Linked DNA regions of Homo sapiens: region 2 is linked to region 1. Evidence: chromatin loops called from intact Hi-C (ENCODE). Cell type or tissue: PC-3. All regions are shown on one strand. Links, peaks and the distances in the headings refer to the core of each region. The heading gives the core; the rest is flanking DNA.

Evidence for each region. Hi-C counts contacts between places; a loop is a spot of excess contacts. Peaks named below come from ENCODE experiments on the same cell type or tissue, not always from the same donor. Only the 100,000 strongest peaks of a DNase experiment are listed, where the experiment ranks them.
Region 2: it touches region 1 in a loop (2.4-fold over the local background); 2 of 110 quality-filtered maps call a loop at or near these places.

The regions. Positions count from the first base shown.
Region 1 is chrX:16,584,984-16,593,324 of GRCh38, forward strand. It overlaps CTPS2 (CTP synthase 2), which reads right to left. Exons shown (of 19, transcript NM_175859.3): 18 at 5,769-5,879; 19 at 3,016-4,792. The coding sequence ends at 5,810. Among named protein-coding and RNA genes, the nearest start is that of MIR548AM, 38 kb to the right of the region's middle. RefSeq lists an enhancer at 1,660-2,443. In PC-3, for the core only: no CTCF peak of the experiment used is centred there; a DNase peak (open chromatin) is centred at 4,448; H3K27ac peaks cover 4,412 bases.
Region 2 is chrX:16,465,060-16,473,400 of GRCh38, forward strand. No RefSeq gene overlaps it. Among named protein-coding and RNA genes, the nearest start is that of MIR548AM, 160 kb to the right of the region's middle. In PC-3, for the core only: a CTCF peak has its summit at 5,005 (motif pointing right); DNase peaks (open chromatin) are centred at 1,782 and 2,182; H3K4me3 peaks cover 334 bases; H3K27ac peaks cover 4,620 bases.

The DNA of each region.
Region 1 (8,341 bases), core at 336-8,335:
TATAGTCATGAGCTACCATGCCCAGCCCTAACTCCATTCTTAATTGTCACTTAGCCTACACTTTCACTTCATTGACATTTATAGGCTGACAACAAGCAGATGAAGATACCATTGAAACAGTGCCACCACTCACCCAACTGTCCTGTCAGTCAGGAAAAGCACATCCCCACTGGGTCTCAGAGCTCTCGGCCCGTTGTCTTTGCACTGTGTGACCACACACAAAACCAGGTAAAGTATTTACCTGCTTTGTTCAGGAGGCTGTCCTTGGCTCTCTAGTTTCTGATAGGACCCCATTTTAAACTCTCAAGCCCCCTTGTCCTTGTTCTTTGATAGTGTCATAGCCTCTAAACATATCACAATTATTAATATAATTAAATACTTATTTCCCTATAGATTTGTTTAAAGCCTGCCTTCCCCCAAGAGATGGTCAGGTCTGAAGGCAGGTTTGTTACAGATGACAGGCTCTTGGGCTCATCATGTAATAAAAGTTAACATGGGGACAAGCAGATTTCCAGAAAAGGCTTTTATCTTGGGGCTTGTGCTCGAGTGCAGGGGAGACACCAGAGGTACAAGGACCCTCAAGCTGACTCCCTGAAAAGGTGGTAGGGATTTTTTTTATTAGGCAAACACAGGAATTGGTATCATGGGTAGGGTATGCAGGCTGGCCTGGGCAAAGCACGTGACGGGTAGGGGATGCTGGTTAGCGTATCTAGTTGTGATGGTTATCTTGAGTAATGGGCCACCTGGGGGTCTGGCCAGCTGTAACAAGGCTGCAAATCAATTGTTCAGGGTTCCTTCCCTTCCCATGATGGGACATTCTGAAACCTCGGTTTGATGTTTAGATTTCCTAAGGCCAGTTCCTGGAATTCTTTTAAGTAAAAGGCATGATTAAACATTATGAGAGCACAGAAGAATGGCTATTTTCTTTGTAAGCCTGAAGCCTTATCTAAAACCAATTGTCAGCAAGGCAGGGGTGTGGGTCTTGTGATCAGTGAGACAAGAAGAAAAAAAAAAACGTGAAAAAGGAACTGAGTTCCTTTTCTATTCTATCTGAGGTTACTCCCCACTGCACCCCCGGCACCTGACATTGTGAGAGGCATTTGAACCAGAGTGACTCCATCTTGAATAGGGGCTGGGTAAAATGAATCTGAGACCTACTGGGCTGCATTCCCAGGAGGTTAGGCATTCTTAGTCACAGGATGAGATAGGAGGTTGGCAGGACTGGTATCACAAGATACAGGTCATAAAAACTCTGACCATAAAACAAGATGTGGTATAGAAGCCAGCCAAAACCAAGATGGTGAGAAAAGTGACCTCTAGTCATCCTCACTGCTCATTATACTCAAATTATAATGCATTAGCATGCTTAAAGAAATTTCCACTAGCACCATGACAGCTTACAAATGCCATGGCAGTGTTCAGAAGTTACCCTATATAGTCTAAAAAGGGGAGGAACCCTCAGTTCCAGGAATTCCCCACCCCTTTCCCAGAAAACTCATGAATGATCTACCCTTTATTTAGCATATGATCAAGAAATAACCATAAGTATACCCAGTCAGCAGCGCGTGCCGCTGCTGTGTCTATGGAGTAGCCATTCTTTTGTCTCTTTTACTTCTCTAATAAACTTTATTCTATGAATTTGCCCCCAAATTCTTTCTTGCGCAAGATCCAAGAACCCTCTTTTGGGGTCTGGACTGGGACCCCTATCACCATGCCTGGCTCAAGAAACATTTGTTGAGTAATGATTTATAGTGACTTTCTATGTGCTCATGTCTCACTCTTGTTCCAGTACCTGTATGCTAAGCAGCCATGCTACTGTCCTTCTGTGCTTCCCTACATTCCAAGTTCAAGGGGACAGGATGGTTTATTGTTTCTTAAGTGCTTGTCTTTCTGGTCCTGTTTACATGCATCATTAGCCCACAGGAAAGCACTCTGTTACAAATGACTTTAGAAATCACAATCATTAAAATTGAAAACTTCCATTTAAGCCAGACTACCCCTTTGTGATGTTAAAAGTGTTGCCTCTGAGCTTCCAACCCCCTCTCTATGAGGCCTATTCCAGCTTTTAACCTACCGTGGGTGCGGGCTTTTCATTTGGAGCCTCTTGTGATCTTCAAGCTGTAATTTTCGCAAGCAGGGCCCTAAAGCTCTTTAATTTTTTTGTTTACCAGAATTACTCATTTCATTTTTGTATGTGCTTGGTAGATGAATTTTCTGTGGCATCTTACAAAATAAGGCCATAATACCTTATGGCATTAAAAAAAAGTTGGGGGGGGAGCAAAACCACCACAAAAAAATTAACTGAACAATTAAAATATTTAAATTAGTATTAGAAAGCTTAAATGTAGGCAACAACTAAGTCATCTCAAGCACATTCAACAGGAAAAAGTAGAAAACATACTAGATAAGAACGTCAGAGAATGGGGCAAGGACTGGGGGAGGTGAAGGAGGTGCAGAGCTGGATCCTGTCTTTATTTGAAAATTTGATTTTGTGTTCAAATGTGAATTATTTCATTTTGATTTTTTTTTTTTTTTTTTTTGAGACGGAGTCTTGCTCTTGTCGCTCAGGCTGGAGTGCAATGGTGCAATCTCAGCTCACTGCAACCTCCGCCTCCCGGGCTCAAGCAATTCTCCTGCTTCATCCTCCCAAGTAGCTGGGATTACAGGCACGGGCCACCATGCCCAGCTAATTTTTGTATTTTAGGTAGAGACGGGGTTTCACCATGTTGGCCAGGCTGGTCTCGAATTCCTGACTTCATGATCCGCCCGCCTTGGCCTCCCAAAGTGCTGGGATTACAGGTGTGAGCCACCGCACCTGGCCTAATTTTGATTTTTTAAAATAATACTACATTAAAATATTACTGATCCTTCTTCAGAAGTTAAAGAGAATTACATATGACACAGCAATTCCACTCCTAGGCATACACCCCAAAAGAATTAAAAACAGGCATTCCAACAAACATTTGCATGTGATTGTTCATAGTATTAGTCACAATAACCAAAAGGTGAAACAAATTGTGGTATATTCATACAATGGAATTTTATTCAGCCATAGAAAGGAATGAAATTCTGACACATGCTACAACATGGGTAAACCTTGCAAACGCCATGCTAAATGGAAGCCTGACTGACCAGGGGCTCTTGGGCTCTCAATGCAATAGAAACTGACATGGGGCCAAAAGACTTCCCAGACAAAGCACGCGAAGGGTAGAGGATATAGGTTAGCATCATCTGGTTGTGATGATCATCTCGAGTAATGGGCCACCTGGTGGTCTGGCCAGCGGCAACAAGGCTGTAAATCAATTAATTATTCAGCATTCCCTCCCAAGATGGGACACTCTGCAATCTTGGTTCCCTATTTGGATCTCCTAAGGCCAGTTCCTGGAATTGTTTAAGTAAAAGACATGGTTAAGCATTATGAGAGCACAGAAGAACAATACAGAAAGGCCATTTTCTTTGTATGACTAAAGCCTCGAGGTTAGCAGGTATGGTGTCAATGAGGTAGTAGTATGGGTTTTGTGATCAGTGGGAATGCATGAAAAAATGCTCTAGTGGGGGTGAGCCAAAGCCAAGCCCCCCTTCCTACTGTCTCAGAAGAAGCCAGACACAAAAGACCACATATATTGTGTAATTCCACTTATATGAAATATCCAGAATAGAAAAAGCCACAGAAATAAAAAGGAGATCAGTGGTTGCCAGCGGACAGGTGGAGGGGAAGATAGGGAGTGACTGCTAGTGTGTACAGGCATTTATTTTGGAGTGATGAAAATGTTTTGGAAATAGTTAAAGGTGGTGGTTGCTCAACATCAGTGAATGCAACCAAATTGTTCACTTCAAAATGGTTAATTCTATGTTACGTGAATTTCACGTCGATTAAAAAATATATATACAGGTTGAGCATCCCTAATCTGAAAATCCAAAATGCTCCAAAATTTCAAAATTTCTGAATGCCAACATGACGCTAGAAGTGGAAAATTCCATAACTGATCTCATGCCAGAAATCACAGTCAAAATGCAGTCGAAACTTTGTTTCATGCACAAAATTATTTAAAATATTGTATCAAATTACCTTTAGGCTATGTATATAAGGTGTATATGAAGCATAAATGAATTTCATGTTTAGTCTTGAGTCTCATCCCCAAGATATCGCATGTATATGCAAATATTCCAAAATCTGAAATTCAAAACACTTCTAGCCCCAAGCATTTCACATAAGGGATACTCAGACTGTATTGCTGATCTTGATTCCTGAGTTTTTTGGAGCCCCCTTAAATTTTGTGCCTGAGGCAAAGCCTTACTTGCCACCCCCAAGTCTTGGACCTATTCAATTTTACTTTTACCAGGAAATAAACAGGGTGAGAAACTGCAATGATCTTGGACCACACACAAATCTGTGGCTGAGTTCCAGGTAACACAGTGACTCATTTTCTTACTCAAAATTACTTACAGCATGTTCCCTGCCATCCTTTCCATACAACACAGCAAAGGCACAGTGACCTGGACTCTTGCTCGTCATCCTAACATCCTGATCCGCTGGACAAAACATGAACACACTTTCTCCCCAGTGAGGTTGTTGGGAAAAATTTAATCAGCTACAGATATTTTAAGTACCAAAGGCTGCCTCTGGAGGGAAAAGAAAACTACCCCTCTGGTTCTGGTTGACAGAAGTATGTATTATCAGATTCCCTGTGAGGCTTTACATCCCATGTTTGCTGGAGAACAGAGGGATTCTCTAAGAGTGTAGTGATTTCTTCAGATAGTTCCTTCATCTTGCCTTCAATTATTTCAGAGGCTTAAAAGAAAAGAATATAAATATTAGCAACACCAGGAACTGAATAATACAAGTCTTTCAATATCTCCAGCTAACCTTTGCACCATTTTGGCTTGCTCCAAAGGGTCTCCATGTTTGAGGCAAAACTAAATAGACACAGCTTTGCATCTTCCCTGATAAACATGAAGAGACCTCACAGGAAAGCAATGAACACTTTACAAGTCTTCCAAAAGCTGCTGTCTCTGCTAAAGAACAGCTTATACAAGTCAAGGCCTGCCATAATGCCTAGGGCAATCCAGGCACTATCTGCCACTGAGCATAAATTTACTGAAGCTATCCAGGCTGGTATTCTCTCTAATAGTGCATAATAGAGCAATGGAAAAATAAGCTGCCCTTGGACACTAAGCCTGTCTCTTGCATCTCCCTACAAAGAAATCAAATACTATTTTATTTTATTTTATTTTATGTTTTATTTTATTTTAATTTTATTTTATACAAATCCAAGGAAATCTGCTCTTCTATGAGTGGCCTAGACCAGGGATCAGCAAACTGTTTTTGTAAATAAAATTTTATTGGAACACAGCCATGCTTGTTCACTTACATATTGTCTATGGTTGCTTTCCTGCTACAACAGCAGAATTGAGTAGTTGCCGCAGGAACTGCATGGCTCATAAGCCTAAGATATTTACTCTCTGACCTTACAGAAAGTCTGTCAACCCCTGGCCTAGACTATGATGACTCTAACCACAACAGCCCCCACATATACATTTATAGGTGTACTTATATTTTTTTTTTCCTGGCCCAAGGTGCATTCCATTTTCCCCAAACACTAACTCTGTCATGGGCTGTCATGCGTGTCCTGCTAACTGTGCCAGTCAAATGGGAGTATCTCAAAGGGGCAAGATCCTGTGAGGCGAGTCCTATAATACCCGCCTCTATACCAAGATGACAGCTTGTCCATGAGAGAAATGAACAATCCTCGAAGATTCCATCTTACCCTCACAGGCAGTCCCCATTATTCCCAGTCATGTATTCATTTCAGCTTATTTCCAACTCAGCTATCCTTGGCTCTGAAAAGCTGTCATCACTGGCATCACTGTATCTATCACTAGATTAAAAGAGGAACTAATTTAGCAAGGTATAAAAAAAAAACCTGGACAATTATTCAATTTGCAATTTCAAACACATTCCATATTAACCCCTTAGTATGAGAGAAAATACTAAAGAATATTCTTTTAGCACTTTCTAGTCACCACAGGAAGAGGTCAGTCCAATCACATGCAATGGCCTCTTTCTTTGGTCAGAGAAACTGATCACTTATTTTCATCGTAAACTGGAAGTTACTTATTCAGAAAATTAAAAACGCATTTCAGTTTAGACTGAAATTTATAATCTTCTGAAGACCACTGATCATTTCTAAACTTTAATAAAAGCCTTGAAAGTAGATTGCCTTCCTGCCACCTTAACTATTGCTTGCTTTCTACTAGAGGTGTTATATTAACAAACTGATTTAAAATGAAAGCCTGAGTTGATGGACCCATTTATTTTCTGTGAATCTACTCTTGTCATACTAGGGACTAAACCTCAGTCCATCTGAGGTTGAGCATCACTTAGTCCTACTCCTACTGATGTCAATTTGTTCTTCAATGTAATAACATAGCATACGATATTACCTGGATCTTCAGTTTGTTTTTTTCATTCTTCATTCTTCTGATGACAACTGTTTCCTTTGGCAATGAGGGAGTTCAGGACACACTACCCCAAAATATGGCATCTTGGCATATTGCGTATGGCTCATAAGCCTAACATATTTACTCTCTAACCTTACAGAAAAAGTCTGTCAACCCCTGACCTAGACTATTATGACTCTAACCATAACAGCCCCCACATATACATTGCATGAAGCGGAAGGAATTTGAGACAGCATGTGCAAGAAGTTCTCTCTGACCTTCCTCTGACCTTCCCCCACTGAAGCAGGTCATAACACCCCGGAAGGATTTTCTGACCTTCTCCAAGCAGGTCAAAAGGCCCTCAGGTGAGAGGTACCCCCAACCCCCATACCCAGAGGAAACGAGTATCCTTATCTCTGAAGACACAGGATCCCAGGGAAGAATCTGAATAAACAGGCCTTGCTAAGTTCCCCTACTATATTACCATGAGATCACACTCTTTTTGCTCTATTATAACTCTCCATGACTCTCTACTCTTCATCAGGTCTGTTTTAGAAAGACCAGAGTTTACCTGTTTCTTTGAATCTTCATTTCCTTATGAAGGTTCCCATAATACTTACATTAAATAAATTTGTATGCTTTTCTCTGTCTCTTTTTTTTTTTTAAGAAATGGGGCTGGAGTGTGTGTGTGTGTGAGTGTGGGGAGGTGGTGCCTCACTGTTGCCCAGGCTAGTCTCCAACTACTGGCCTCAAGGGATCCTCCCACCTCAGCCTTCCAAGTAACTGGAATTATAGGCACCTGCTATAACAGGGATTATAGGCACCTGCTGCTGTGCCCAACTGTATGCTTTTTGCTTGTTAATCTGTTTTTTTGTTATCAGGGCCTTGGCCATGAACCTATGATGGGTAGAGGAAAAACTATCTTTTCTCCCCTCTAGCAACATGAAAGGACTAGAGAACAGTGAACACAGCTGTGTATCCCTGATTACATTAGCGAAATGCTGTAATTCTTTTCAGCTGCAGTTTGGCTTTTGGCTCTGTGTTTTAAGGACCACAGCACCTCCCTAGATCCAGATCTGTGCTGGCCTCCGTGCTTGAGAATCACAGCACCTCCTCATTACGGAGGAACTAGTCATCTACGATCAGCAAATTGCACAGGAGCTTGAACTTGGTGGTCATGAGGACTAAGACGTGCATATTGGCTCAAGACCCAGAAAACACCCTGCAGTGACATAAAAAATGTTAACGCACTCTCTACACTTGCCTTGAAATGTTATCTCCTTCAGATCATGTTTTCATTATGATTTTAGGTCAGCAGCGTGAAAGTTTTCCCTTCCAACATTCTCATAGGTCCAAGAGTTGGAGAAATAATTTTCACAATTATGCAAATTTCAAAATTAGAAATATATGGAATGCCCTGATTACCTTGAGTCACAGAAAGTATTCAAAATAGGACCAATTATTGACAAATATCGCCAGGTTGGGTTGCCTTAGAAATACCCCTTCCCCATGAGATAGCTCTGCAACTCAACTTTCACTCTGAGCTGTGGGGTCTGTTTGTGGTTCCTTTTACTCAGTTCCAAATAAATCAGCACACTGATCTACTCCACTAGAGTTCTACTGATCTATGGAGATGATATTACAAGGAAATGTTTCATGCCTGACCCATCCCCAGTCTTGGCCAAACTTTTGCTGATTTATAGCAATAAAAGTCTGAATTCCCAGCCAGGTGCGGTGGCTCACGCCTGTAATCCCAGCACGTTGGGAGGCCAAGGTGGGCGGATCACGAGGTCAGGAGATCGAGATCATCCTGGCTAACACGGTGAAACCCCAACTCTACTAAAAATACAAAAAATTAGCCGGGTGTGGTGGCGGGCGCCTGTAGTCCCAGCTACTCGGG
Region 2 (8,341 bases), core at 134-8,133, 120 kb before region 1:
ACATTTGTCAGGTAGAGGAACAAAAGAATTGGAAGACATGAATCAGAGATGAAGTGTATTTGACCATTTCAGTCCGCTCTCTACTCAAGAAGAGAAGGCAGAGAAGGAAAGGGCAGGATAGGATGAACACTTAGCTACATATCACGAACTAAAAAATAACAAATATGATAGGTTCTCCATCTTCTTTCCTGTTAACTCCCAGTGGACTTAGTTGTGAATTTGGCAGTGTCACATCTGACTCATGACATAAGAAAGTTGCTCATTGACTTAAGAAAACTGCCCTGTGAATTTCTATGCCCTATGAATATCAATCTGAAAAGTACATTAAAATAAATATGTCTACAGTCTTATTTGAACACTAAATATAATTGGTATTGAGCACATGCTTCAATGACTGTTGTCTGTTAAAAACGGCAACCTTGGAATAAGTTTTCATGGTAGTTTTTTTTTTTTTAATGTCCACAAAACCTTTGATAGTCCACAAAACCTTTGATATGCCTCCCTTCAAGAGGTAAAGCCTAACTCTCGTCTTTAGCCTGGGCTGGACTTGGTGACTCACCTCTAACAAATAGAATGTGGCTGAAGTGACTGTGGGTGGTGAGTTTGGGGATTAGGTCATAAAAAGGTACTGTGGCTTCCATCTTGGTCACGTCACCTCTAGCCCTCTCTTGGATCACTTGCTCTGGGGGAAGCCCTCTGCCATATTGTGAGCTGGCCTATGGAGGGGAACACATTGTAAGGAGCTGAGGGAGACCTCCAGCCAATGGTCATGAGGATCTAACACCTCCTGACAAGAGCCATGTGAATGCACCATCTTGGAAGCAAATTCTCCAGCCCCAGCCAAGTTTCCAGATGACTACAACCCCAGCCAACAGGTTGGCTGCAACCTCATGAGAGACCTGGAGCCAGAACCATCAGCCAAACCACTCTCAGATTCCCGACCCTCAGAAACTATAAAATTAATAAATTTTTGTTGTTGTAAGCCACAAATTTGGAGGTAATTTATTTCACAGCAAAAGATAACTAATGCAGATTCTCAAAATGTAATTCTGAGTAAATGATTGCAAACTGCAATTACATCTCATTTCTCCACAAAAAAAAAAAAATGTCTAAAACAGCCTTGAAAAAAATTCAAGATTGTGGTATCTGGTGAAACCAGAATTAACATTTCCAGCCAGGCGAAGTGGCTCACACCTGTAATCCCAGTACTTTGGGAGGCCAAGGCAGAAGGATTGCTTGAGTCCAGGAGTTCAAGACCAGCCTGGGCAACATAGGGAGACCCCCTCCGCCCCCCACCGCCCCATCTCTACAAAAAAATTTAAAAACTAGCTGGGCATGGTGGTGTGTGCCTGTAGTCCTATCTACTCAGGAGACAGGCAGAAGGATAGCTTGAGCTCGAAACGTCGAGGCTGCAGTGAGCAGTGATTGCTCCGCTGCACTCCAGCCTGGGTGACAGAGTAAGACCCTGTCTCAGAAAAAAAAAAAAGAAAAAAAACCCCTCCAAATTCCATCATATCACAACTATATTCCTTGCATTTATCCTCTCATTTATTCATTCAACAAACATTATCAAGCACTTACTCAGTGCCAGACAGTGTTCTCGACCCTGGGATACAGCAGCGAGTGAGACAAACCAAAATCTCTGCCCTCCTGAGGCTTACATACTAGTGAAAAAGAAATAAACAACAATACACAGCATACTAGGTAGTGATAAGAGCTAAGGAGCTCAAAGAATGCAATGAGTCAGGTCAATCAAACTTCATTTGCGGCTCTCAAAATAGCTCAGGGCAGTTTCCCTCCTTGTAGTGATTCAGAGACAGGCTCCTTCCATCTCATGGCTCCACCTTCCCAGGGACTGGGAGTCCTCTAAAGATTGTCAGTAGATGAGGAAAGTGAGGGAGAAGGTACACTTGCTTCTCAGTCACCTCCAACCAAGAGTGATACACAACCCTTCCACTCACAGGCCATGGCAATAAAATGTTATGTAGCCCCATTGCTTTGTAAAGCAATCTGGGGAACGTAGCCCCAACTATAGTGCTATGCTAGAAAGAACAGCAGAATCTTTGGTAGGCAGCCGTTTTTCTCTGCTACAGTCTCATTGATCTATTCCATCCCTGACTGTTCTACCTGCTGGCCCAGGCTTTGGCCCAGGCACAGTCATGCCAAGGGGAACAAATATCTCCCATCCGGATATCTGTAATCTCATTGTAAAAATTTCAATCCTTTTTGTGAGTCATTTCCTTGGTTTTTTTTTTAAATCACCTGTAGGGGCGACATATGGAGTTCTCAATCCTCAGAGAAGTTTATTAGATTTAATTTTTCATTCCTTGAGATAAGAAATCACCAGCTTACCTGGTAACTCAATGAGCTTTAATTGGGGACTGCAAGGGAGGTGGAGCGGGTATGTGCTGATGATAGCCACTCACAGCTTTGCTAAGGGTGAGTGTTTGGGGTCTCCATCACAAACTTTACTCCAGGCATCATCCTATCTACTTATCCACAGCCACTCTCCCAAGTCAAAGAAACACTTTGCAAATGCATATTCACTGCACATGGTCCTTCTCCAAGAGAAAAGAATGGCCCCCAGTTAATCGTACAGGCAGCTAAATGTCAGGAGCAATCACTGAGATGAGAGTGGCTCATCAAAGCAAGTCAGGAAAGAGGAGTCTTATTTAAAAGCTAAATGGGGTTCTGAAAGACAGACCCTGAGAAGAGCGATTTCTGGGCTGATTTCACTTTAATGCAAAGATCCACTCTCTGCTCTAACTCTCTATGATTATTTTATACAAATTGCATTACATCAATTCCTTGGGAAATACAGATGTAAGCTGCATTTCCATTTCCTAGAATTGAAAATGACTTCGGAGGGGCTCAATTGGAATTTTTTTAATCTTCTTTAAACATTCATATGTTCTGGAGGCAATAGATGCGAATACAGAGACACATTGCCTTGGTTGACAGTTTCAAAGTCTGTAACATCAGCCTGTAACCTTCTATGCTAAAGAAATCTGTTCGCCCAAGGAAGTTTAACAACTTCCCCTTGGAAAGGTAAATCATCAGCATATTTCTATAAAAGTGAATTAATTTGATACCACAAGGAAAAAATGCCACCCTGGGTTTTTAATTAGTTATCACATCTGTTCCGATTCTGAATTTAAAACTGAATGTTTAGTGTCAGTACACAATGTCACGGTCACTTTAACTCAGGAGAGTTAAAAATTTGCTATCTCTATGACGTTAGAACTGAGCACTGCAAGAACCGTACTCTCATCCCAATCCTGCTCTTTAAAGCCACAGACAGAAACATCTTTGAATGAGTGTATTCATTTTCTAGGTCTGCTATAACAAAGTACCGCAAATTTGGTGGATTTAAGCAACAGAAATTTTTTCTCTCCCAGTTCTGCACGTCAGAAGTCCAAAATCAAGGTGTTGTCAGAGCCATACTCCCTCCCAAGTCTGTAGGGAGGATCCTTCCTTGCCTCTTCCAGTTTCTGGTCACCCTAGGCATTCCTTGGCTTGTGTCAGTATCACTCCAATCTCTGCCCTATCTCCACGTGGTCATTTCTTCACCGTGTGTCTTCTGTCTTCACATGGTGTTTTTCTCTTCTTATAAAGACATCAGTCGCATTGAATTAGGGCTCACCCTAATGACCCATTTTACCTTGATTACATCTGCAAAGACTCTATTTCCAAAAAAAGGTCATAGTCACAGGTACTAGGGATTAGGACTTCAACCTATCTTTTGGGGGGACCCAGTTCAACCCATAATAGAAGGTATCCCAGATAAGGGGTTCAAAACATTATTGCAAAGATCATAAAACCTGCAAAGCTACTACAACAGCTTTGCAAAGTAACATTTGCAGAGCCTGGAGCAAGCATATGAATGCAGTCTCACATACCGTAGTCTAAAGATATAGAATTTACAAATCAAGCTACACCAACAGCTTGGCATACCTTCCCACCCAGCACCCCACACCCCTGGGGACCATCATTCCCTTGGATAGGCTAAAGAAACCTAAGTTTACCCCAAGGTCAGCTGTGTCTGTGAGTCTAAATACCAGAATGGGTCTTGTGGGACAGGGCATGGTGGAAGCTGGACCCAAGTCAAGGATGCCTAGGCAGTGTCAGGGTGACTGGATCCGCCCCTAGACCGACCAAGTCAAGCTCCCCAAGGAGCTGGGAAGGACACTTTCACAGCTCAAGATTTCCAGGCAGTTCTAAGCATTTTCCAAAACACCACCACCCAAGCAGAGGGGGAGGAGGGAACAGTTATTTGGGGCACCCCATCTGCCTAATCACCCACGTTGGGTGATTTAGAACAGCCAACTTAATGTGTTTTTTTCTTAATTTTAATTTTCATTTTTTTTTAGAGATGGAGTCTCACTCTGTCACCCAGGCTGGAGTCCAATGGCTGATCATAACTCACTGCAGCCTCAAACTCCTGGGCTCAAGAGAGTAGCTGGATCTACAGGTGTACCACACTGTGCCAGACTAGAATGGCCATCTTCAAATGAAAGCAGCCAATCTTCCTCTGGTTTCCTGGAGTGGAAGCTGTCTCCCCACCCTCCACCATGCACGCACGCGTGCACACACACGCGCACACACACACACACACACACACTTACAGGTTCTCAGCCCAGAATCCTCTGACCTGGGAGGCCTAGGAGAGTACATCTCTCTCCCGTAATTCCCAGTAACTTAATCAGTTATCGCACTTATAAAAACGTCTTTAAAAACATTAAAAATTCATCAAACTTTAAAACATTTCAAATTTTATGAGTTCAAAAACATTCCAAAAGTCATTGTCTTTCATTGCTTGTGGTGTATGGGGTCTTATAAGGTGTGGGGCCCAGGGCAGGGGCCCCTGGTGTCCTGGTCTGGGAGGGCAGCACTGCTACCTAGTTGTGATGCAGCTGTTCAAAAGAACTCTGGTTCCTTTGCAAGCCCCAGAGGGACATACAATTCCCTCAGTGCCCCAACCTTCGGCAAAAGTCAGCCCCAAATCATCTCACCACTAGGGGCCAGAATTTGTTACTGAGGCAAGTCTGATCCCACCAACTGAACTGCTGGGGGCAGATCGTGCCGGGTTCTTTAGACTCCCTGCAAGCAAGCCACCTGTTCCGCTTGGTTCCTGGGCAGGGCAACCTAGGTTGAAACGCTTTAGTGAAACCCTGAAGAAGCTGTGTGAGGTTCTGAGGTCCTGCTATAAGAAAGAGTCCCAGGCTTGGAGTGAAAAGAGATCAGATCCTACTCCTCCTCCTTTCCTCAAGTAGCCATATGAACTTGGGTGTGGCATTTATATTCTCTAAGCCTCGACTTTCCCCTGTAAAATGGAAATAATAAATCATAATATCTCTCCAGCATATGTCATAGAGGGTTGCTTCTGCTCTTGCACCATACACTGGGTTTGTTGGGTCATGACATCTTGTAGCTGTCATTAAGGAGCTATAATTTCCACTAAGGAGTTAGAGTCCTAGAATGGTTTACCCTCCAGGCCTAATAAATTCAAGCTTAGATGATGATGATGATGATAACAATATAATATAATCAATTAATATTTTATGTAAATACCAAAATAATACTGATAAAACAAGGGCAGGTTCTTTTTTTTTTTTTTTTTTTTTGAGACGGAGTCTCGCTCTGTCACCCAGGCTGGAGTACAGTGGCACAAACACAGCTCACTGCACCCTCGACCTCCCGGGATCAAGTGATCCTCCTGCCTCAGCCTCCAGTGTAGCTGAGACTACAAGCATGCACCACCATGCCTGGGTAATTTTTTTTTTTTTTTTTTTTTTTAGAGATGGGGTCTTAAAACTATGTTGCCGAGGCTGGCCTTGAACTCCTGGCCTCAGGTGATCCTCCCCCTACCCTGGCCTCCCAAAGTGCTGGGATTACAGGTGTGAGCCACCATGCCCAGCCCAAGGGCAGGTTCTGTTTGATGAAGGGGGTAATCATTTATGTGATATAATATAAAGGGAGAGGTGCTAGGAAAATCCCCAATATAAACATAATACCTCTTCTGTGCTGTTGTCTACAGTTCAATTATCAGAGTATTTTTTTCCTTTGGTTGAGTCGTGCCCACTTCTCATGTCCCACTTGAAAAGCCATAAACTTACTAACATGTCAGTACAAATGTGCTTATCACACAGTGCACTTTCCAGAGAGGTGACAAGCCCAAAAGACCCCCGTGCCCAGGAAGGGGTGGGGAGTTATGGGAGAAGAAATTAGTTAGGGAGCAGAAAGCAGGATCGGGGGCTGGTTAAAAGACAGATCAAAGGAAAACTGAAAGACCCCTCAAAGGTAGTTTCTACCAACCTCATACTTCACAGCCTCACAACCTGGCCCAGTCTCAGGACAAATGGAGATATATATATATATGCACTTATACAATTATATACGTAAATTATGCGTGTGGGTGTACTTTTTTCCCAGCACACTGATGTTAAGGGAGAAATGAAAAATACCATGTAAGTAGATAACACCTAAAAAGTAAGCATCACGAGTGAGCTATATAGACAGGATTTCCAGGAAGCTAATCATATCTCACAAAGAAATTGAGATGCCCTCTTTATCTTTATCTGAAAAGAAAGTCTTTCCAGCTATAATAAACTTATAATTTAGAAGAGCTCAAAAAGTCTTCCAGCTTTGTTAGTGAAAAGCAACCTGTCTTTAAGTGCCCCAGGTCATGTCTTCTTTTCTCATCTCAAATTATTCTGGGACAATCAGAAAGAAAGTGATCTACATCTGTTTACCTTGCTGAAAAAAGAAAAATGTCAGAGCTGCCTGCCAGGAGTTTTTTACAGTGTAGTTCCTCTTAGACACAGGAAATGGGGAGAAAGTCGCTGTCATTTAACAGATATTAATTTTGACCAGCCATGAATGAAACTTCTGCTGCTCCTGAAAAATATGTGTAGCTTGCCATGCCCTCAGACATGTGATTGGAATCAATTCTCCACCTGTCCATGACTTTTGCCATGTGGTTTTGCCGCGGAAAAATCACTAAAGCATCTCACTAAAGCAGCAGTCTATCTTTGCCCCTCCAGTCTGAGCCCCACCTGTAAAGGGCCTGGGAGTAATAGTTGAGGCTTTGCAAGCAAGACTGTCTCTTTTGCAACTACTTGTAGCACAAAAGTGGCTACAGAAAATATGTGTATAAATGGACATGAATGTATTCCAATGAAACTTTATTTACAAGAGCAGATGGCCAGCCAGATTTGGCCCACAGCCATAGTTTGCCTACTTCTAGCCTAGACACACTATTACCATAGCAATAATAGCTAATGATCATATTGACAAGAACTTACTTATGTCATTGTGATGTAGTGTTCCCTTCACCCAGAAGGCTCTGCCCACCTGTGCTTGTTGTCAATATCCTTTTTCTTTATGTCTTACACTCCTCTTCCAAGAAGCCTGAGACTGCTTACTTAGAAGAGTGTTCTAATCACCTATTTACTCATCCTTCTCCTTCATCACACTAAAAGTGTCTAAAAGCAAGGTTATGTCTTAATCACTTTTATATACCCAGAGCCTTGCGGAGAACCTAGACCATAGAAGATGCTCAGTAAGTGAATGTGAAGTGAATAATTCAAGGAAATACAATCACTTCAAGAGAATGAGAGGACAAGCCACAAACTAGGAGAAAATGTTTGCAAAAGACAGATCTGATAAAGAACTATAATCCAAAATACACAAAGAACTCTTAAAACCCCGCAATATGGAAAATGAACAATCCAGTTTAAAAAATGGGCAAAAGATCTGAACAGACATCTCACCAAAGAAGATATGAAGATGGCAAATAAACATATGAAAACATGCTCCATATCATCTGTCATCAAGAAAATGCAAATTAAAACAACAATGAAATAGCACTACATACCTATTAGAATGGTGAAAATCCAAAACACTGATAACACCAAATGCTGGCAAGAATGTGGAGCAACAAGAGCTCTCATTCATTACTAGTGGGACTACAATATGGTACAGCCACCTTGGAAGACAGTTCAGCAGTTTCTTGCAAAACTAAACATACTCTTACCATACAATCCAGCAATCATGCTCTTTGGTATTTACCCAAACAAGTAGAAAATTTATGTCTTCACAAAAACCTACATACAGATGTTTATAGCAGCCTTCTTCATAATTGCCAAAATTTGGAAGCAACCAAGATGTCCTTCAGTACCTGGATAAATGGTGGTACATCCAGACAATGAAATATCTTTCAATGCTAAAAAGAAATGAGCTATCAAGCTATGAAAAGACAGGAAAGAACCTTAAATACATATTACTAAGTGAAAGAAGCCAATCTGAAAAGTCTACATACTGTATGGTTCTAACTATATGA